Linked DNA regions of Homo sapiens: region 1 is linked to region 2. A link is an interaction called in ENCODE POLR2A ChIA-PET data of the cell type or tissue named here. Cell type or tissue: MCF 10A. All regions are shown on one strand. Each heading gives the region's core, and the rest is flanking DNA. Links, peaks and the distances in the headings are about the cores only. Region 1 overlaps FGD6 (FYVE, RhoGEF and PH domain containing 6). Region 2 overlaps FGD6 (FYVE, RhoGEF and PH domain containing 6).

Region 1 (2,803 bases), core at 175-2,674, 89 kb after region 2:
CCACATTATAGCAGGAATTAAATTTAAATTTTGAAAGTGTTTTATAAGTTTTAAGAAAACTCACAAGGGTTTCTGTGCCTATTATGCAGACAAATATCATTCCCAAGCATAGGGAGAGGTCAAGAAGCAATTAAGTACCAAAGTATACCTGTTTATCTTCCAGTGGGTCAGGCTCTCCTTTACTTGACTCAGAGCTGACATCATCTTCATCAGAACTGTTGATGATTTCCTCCTCATCAGAGGGAAGGTCACCAAGACCAAGATCATTCTGTTCCTCCTGGGATGCTCCTGAACTGCATTCAACAGAAAGCAGGTATTAGTCACCTTCAATAATAAGAAGTGCTAGCAAAACAAAAACCAAATCAACATCTTATCTTCATAATGCAAACAAGATATATCTAAGGGATGTGGAAGAATGAAAAGACCCAGATCAGCCAACTTTCCCTTCCTTCACCCTGTCTCAGCTGCCAAAAACTCAAATTAATTTTTTGAATTTTTAATGTTAAGAAGGTGGGTGGGAAGCAAGTTTCCCAGCTGCTCCCATCCTATGCTTCTATATATCCCTCCCAAAGAAGATCAGGTCTCTACTCCTAGAATAAACTAAGAAGCTTTACAGAAAGTGAGCTGGTTTACCATAAAAGGCTGCCAGGTATACCAGAAGAATTGCTGTTTCCTTGGGCCTTGGTGTTTAAAACAACAACAAAAAACAAGTAACAAATCTATGAGGACTCGGGGGTAATAATGGTGACGACAATCAACAGTGCAGGTGCAACTGTGAACATGTACCCTGCTCTATGGTTATCACTGTTCTGTTCACAAGACATGGGGAGGAAGAGGAAATGTTACAAATTCTCAGATTATGCTCAAGACCTGCTGCATTAGAACTACGAGGGGCCCAGGGCCCAGCAATTTGCCCAGCAATTACAACTACCTGGGGCACAGGGCCTAGCAAATAATAAGTAAGCTTGTTTAATGCTTTCCAGGTGATTCTGATACAAGCTGAACTTGGAAAACCACAGAGCCAGGCCATTTACCAATTCCTCCTTGCCAGCCTGATATCATCAAGGTTCCTCCGTTTGTTTTAATATAGATCTCATGAATCTAAAAGCCACTGTTGCAATCCAATCTGTGGGGGGAATTCCATAGGAAAGTTCCCTAAGAAGAGATGAAAATAATTCCTTCTAGCATTGGCTGGAAAGATTCAGGAGCCAATTGCCTGTAGCAACTGCTTTTCTGTCGTAAGTCTACAAGAATATCTGCAGAATAGAAGAGTATAGGTGGGGTCAGTAAAAGATCCACAATCATCAGGAAAAACACTCAAGCAGAATAAGGAGACAGTTGCATTCCACTCTGGCAGGCTCTTTCAGCAGGTCACAGGCAGGTCACTCAACAGCCAAGGTTACAAGTTACGAGAATCTCTAATGGGAATCTTAAAAGCTAAAGATAAATTTTCTGCCAGTTCCTGATTACACATGGTAGGATACAGACTTGCCTCAGAAGCCATTCCTGGAGCCCAACTGTTACACAAACCAGCTGGCTGGAGGCACAGTGCCAAAAGGAACACCTCTCACTGCTAAAGACGGGGTTTTCCATTACTCAATGGCTGGGGCCTCTGGGAGTCATATCATAGCCTCGTAAGGTGGGTGCATACTTTATCACAGCTCCCCAAGACATGCAGGAGACTCACTCCCCGGGGGTAAGTGGTGGATAGAGGATAGCAACTTTCTGGTTAGATCACTGGCAGGATTCACTGTCTCTGGGTGCAGGGATAAGAGCCAACCCCGCCGGATAGTTAATTGTTGACTGAGATTAGCGAGAGCAAATGAGAGTTAACAGGGTGGACAGACTATAGGATCCAACCATATAGCTAGAAGAAAAGGTACCCCACCACTTGTTTTTATCGTAATTCCTTATCTCTTTATATCTTCTAAAACCCTGTTAACACAACACATGTTCAATTTCCAATCGGCAGCAGCATCACCTGGAAGCTCCTCAGAAAACACACGCTCAGGCCACCCACAACCCACCGAATCAGGATCCGTGCTGTAACAAAATCCCAGTCTATGTGTGAGAAGCTCTGCTCTAAAAGGCTTTTTGATCCAGCCCATCTGGGTACTGTTTTAGACTCCTAAGTATAATAGATTCAGATAGTTAGTAATAGGGCTGTGGCACCTATGAAGAAATTAGGTTTATTTGGCCAGGCGCGGTGGCTCACGCCTGTAATCCCAGCACTTTGGGAAGCTGAGGCGGGTGGATCACGAGGTCAGGAGATCGAGACCATCCTGGCTAACACGGTGAAACCCCGTCTCTACTAAAAATACAAAATATTAGCCAGGCATGGTGGAGGGCGCCTGTAGTCCCAGCTACTCGGGAGGCTGAGGCAGAGAATGGCGTGAACCCGGGAGGCGGAGCTTGCAGTGAGCCGAGGCTGCACCACTGCACTCCAGCCTGGGCGACAGAGTGAGACTCCATCTCCAAAAAAAAAAAAAAAAAAAAGAAATTAGGTTTATTTTGTCTGAAGAGAGGGGTGAAAGGTGTTTCTTGGTCAAACATCATTTGGAAGGCTATTATTAAGAATATAGTAACTAGGTGTTGCCACATCCATTAGGGATACAAGAGGGATTAAAGTACAAAGTGAACATCTGAAAACAAGAAAAAAGCTTTAAATATTAAAACTACATGAATCAAAACACAATGCCATGAAACAAGGAGAGATTTTGGTGTCTCTTCTGAATCCTTTAACTATCTCACTAAACTGCACTTGGTGGTAGACTTGTTTCCCTCATTAAAATGTAAATTTCCA
Region 2 (2,803 bases), core at 199-2,698:
TTTGCTCACTCAAAGCATTCTTTTTTATTTTCATGCACTTTTAAGCTTGTGGAGAACACATGAACACCTCTTCCTGAAAACAAAAATGTATTCTTTTGTGAAGCCAAGGTAAAAATCAAATGAGAGATGATGAACTATTTTGTTCAAAAGAGACCTAATTTCACAGAGGTAGATACGCATCTCTATGTTAAGCAAACTGATAACATCTAAGTAAAGATTCTTGCTGGAATTCTGAGGAGACTGTTTCAGCCTTTGCCATCTAAACTGATAGCCATTTCCTTCTACTCAGTCACTGGAACAGCATGGGAGTCTCTTAATGTGTTTGACCTTTTCCCCAAAGAAGTTAGCGAGCAGCTGTTTAAACTCCTGCTGTTCCATGGCACAAATGAATCGCTGGATTGCCAAAGTCCTGGAATGTTTCAAGGGAAGATTCTTACCCTCATAGAAGGAGAGGTCAAATGCCTTAGCTTTCCTTCCTTTCAGCAGAGCAGCATCACGCTGCTTCCTCTGAGATCACGTGTAGATAAAATACTTTGTATAGGACTACCTATTTTCTTTTCCCCTCTGCCTCCTGAAAATATTCCAGATACCCCTGCCTTGTCTTTAAAACAATTCTGAAGAGTTTAAATAATACGTTAAATCTTTCTAATTAAAATCTCTGATGTAAATTTTGAGTTGTCCCCATGCCTTAAAGTAGGTCATTTTACAAGCAACCATTAAAAAACTGAAATCTCATGAATAAAAGAAAAATATGGCCAGATTACTTACTTCTGAGCCGAATGAGCATCCTCTGCTTTGAATACATAAAATAACATGTTTTTGTGCAGTAACTGAAATACTTTAGACTCGGAATTCTCATCTTTAACTTGAATAACAGTGAATCCTAATAAAGGCTGACTCTCCAAAGCGGCCACGTCCTAATTTAAAAACATACAAATGGAGAAAAGTTTTTAGATTGAGACAAAATTCAGATTTGAAAACTCTTGATCTACATAGCTCTAATTTAATTTCAATTATTCACATATAAGGTAATGATAATTCTAACAACTTACTCACTTCTCATTTATTCAATAATATTCATTGAGCCACTCCCTCCCTAGGTACCCTATATGCCAGGCACTGTGGCACACAATTTCTGGCATGTTCACATCTACTGAATTTCACAACATCCTCACTAAACCAAGGAAGGCACGTGATTATATTACTTTCATTTTATGGATGCAGAAAACAGCTCAGAAAGGTAAGCTATTCACCTGGATCTCACTAAGGAAAAGTGTGGACCCTACAGCAGTGTTTTCATAGGATGGTGGAACACAGGGTGATCAGGTAGGAGAAAAGGACAGAATTAGAGTAAACTGCTAGAATTGTTTATAATCCAAAAAAGCCTATCTTATCTATGCTGCTGTCAGATCAATGCAATCTAACGATGACAGTAAAGGGAGTATCACTCAAGAGAGCTTGGCAGAAAGAAACACAGCTCTGCCTTTTTTTTTTTTTTTTTTTTTGAGACAGAGTCTCTCTGTTGCCCAGGCTGGAGTGCAGTGGCACGATCTCAGCTCACTGCAACCTCTGCCTCCCGGGTTCAAGCAATTCTCCTGCTTCACCCTCCCAAGTGTCTGGGATTACAGGCACTCCACTAATATTTGTATTCTTAGTAGAGACGGGGTTTCGCCATGTTGGCCAGGCTAGTCTCGAACTCCTGACCTCAGGTGATCCACCCCCACTCAGCCTCCCAAAGTGCTGGGATTACAGGTGTGAGCCAGTGCACCTGGGGGCAGCTCTGCCTTTAGTAAAGTAATTAGTAGTCACACGACACACACAAAAATTGCATTTTAATAATATGGAAAATTCCTAACACATTTGAGAAAGAGCTCTCCAGGTACAAAGCAAGAACACTGTTCACATTAAAAATAACAGCAACAACACCTCCCCCATCCAAAAGCAAAGCAAAAAATCTTATGTAAAATAAATGGATTTTTAAAATATTGTAATTACTTGCAGTTGGCATTACAAAACCCCAAATTACTCATCTTTAGATTTCAGATCTTACCTCACTTGCAGCATATGTATATAGTACTTTATTTTTTATGACAAACCAAAAGTGTTTCCAGGGTTTTTTATTGCCCTTTGATCTGTACAAGTAGCCACTCATAGAAGAATCCTCTGTGTTTGCTGATACCTAGATAAGAAACCCCATACAAAGTTTAATGGTTTTCAGACAAATTATAACAGCAAAATTATTTGCAACCAATAGGTGCTGAAAGCAATAACTGTAATGATAGAATGTTTCAGAATGAAATATATTTTCAAAGTGCTACTATACAAATTGAACTCTGCTATTAACATGAGCACAAAAAAGAAGACAACCATGTTAGAGGCAATTATAGAATTTTACTTGGTTTAACTGTGCCTGCACGTGTTTGCGTATGTTTCTTGGTGGGTTCATCTGTGTTTTCTGGGTTGGCAGGTGAAGAAAAATAGTTCCAGAAGACTAAAATGCTTTTCTAAAAGCTGGATTTGGGGACTTGGGGATTTGTTTTTTATTGCTCTTATTTTGGGGCATCAGGGAAAATTATTTGAACCTTTAATTCTGTTCCTAAAAAACTTTTTGGACTTCTAAAAACCATACAAACAGAATAATAAACAGAAAATTCTACTATTAAGGAAGCTCATTTTAAGAATCAATCTTTGCTTCCCAAATTATAGTAAGAAAGAAAAGAGGCTAATTTTTACTTCATAAAAAGTTGAAAATGTTTTCATCTCTATGCAAAAAGACAGTAAGCTTTTACTGATTGATTTTTTT

Evidence for each region. ChIA-PET counts read pairs that join two places held together with the same protein. Peaks named below come from ENCODE experiments on the same cell type or tissue, not always from the same donor. Only the 100,000 strongest peaks of a DNase experiment are listed, where the experiment ranks them.
Region 1: POLR2A ChIA-PET joins it to region 2 with 5 read pairs; 6 of 35 experiments call an interaction of 5 or more read pairs at or near these places.

What each region holds. Positions count from the first base shown.
Region 1 is chr12:95,172,452-95,175,254 of GRCh38, forward strand. It overlaps FGD6 (FYVE, RhoGEF and PH domain containing 6), which reads right to left. Exons shown (of 21, transcript NM_018351.4): 3 at 149-293. Among named protein-coding and RNA genes, the nearest start is that of FGD6, 44 kb to the right of the region's middle. In MCF 10A, for the core only: no CTCF peak of the experiment used is centred there; a DNase peak (open chromatin) is centred at 1,550.
Region 2 is chr12:95,083,730-95,086,532 of GRCh38, forward strand. It overlaps FGD6 (FYVE, RhoGEF and PH domain containing 6), which reads right to left. Exons shown (of 21, transcript NM_018351.4): 19 at 2,051-2,179; 20 at 769-917. Among named protein-coding and RNA genes, the nearest start is that of NR2C1, 12 kb to the left of the region's middle. In MCF 10A, for the core only: no CTCF peak of the experiment used is centred there; no DNase peak of the experiment used is centred there.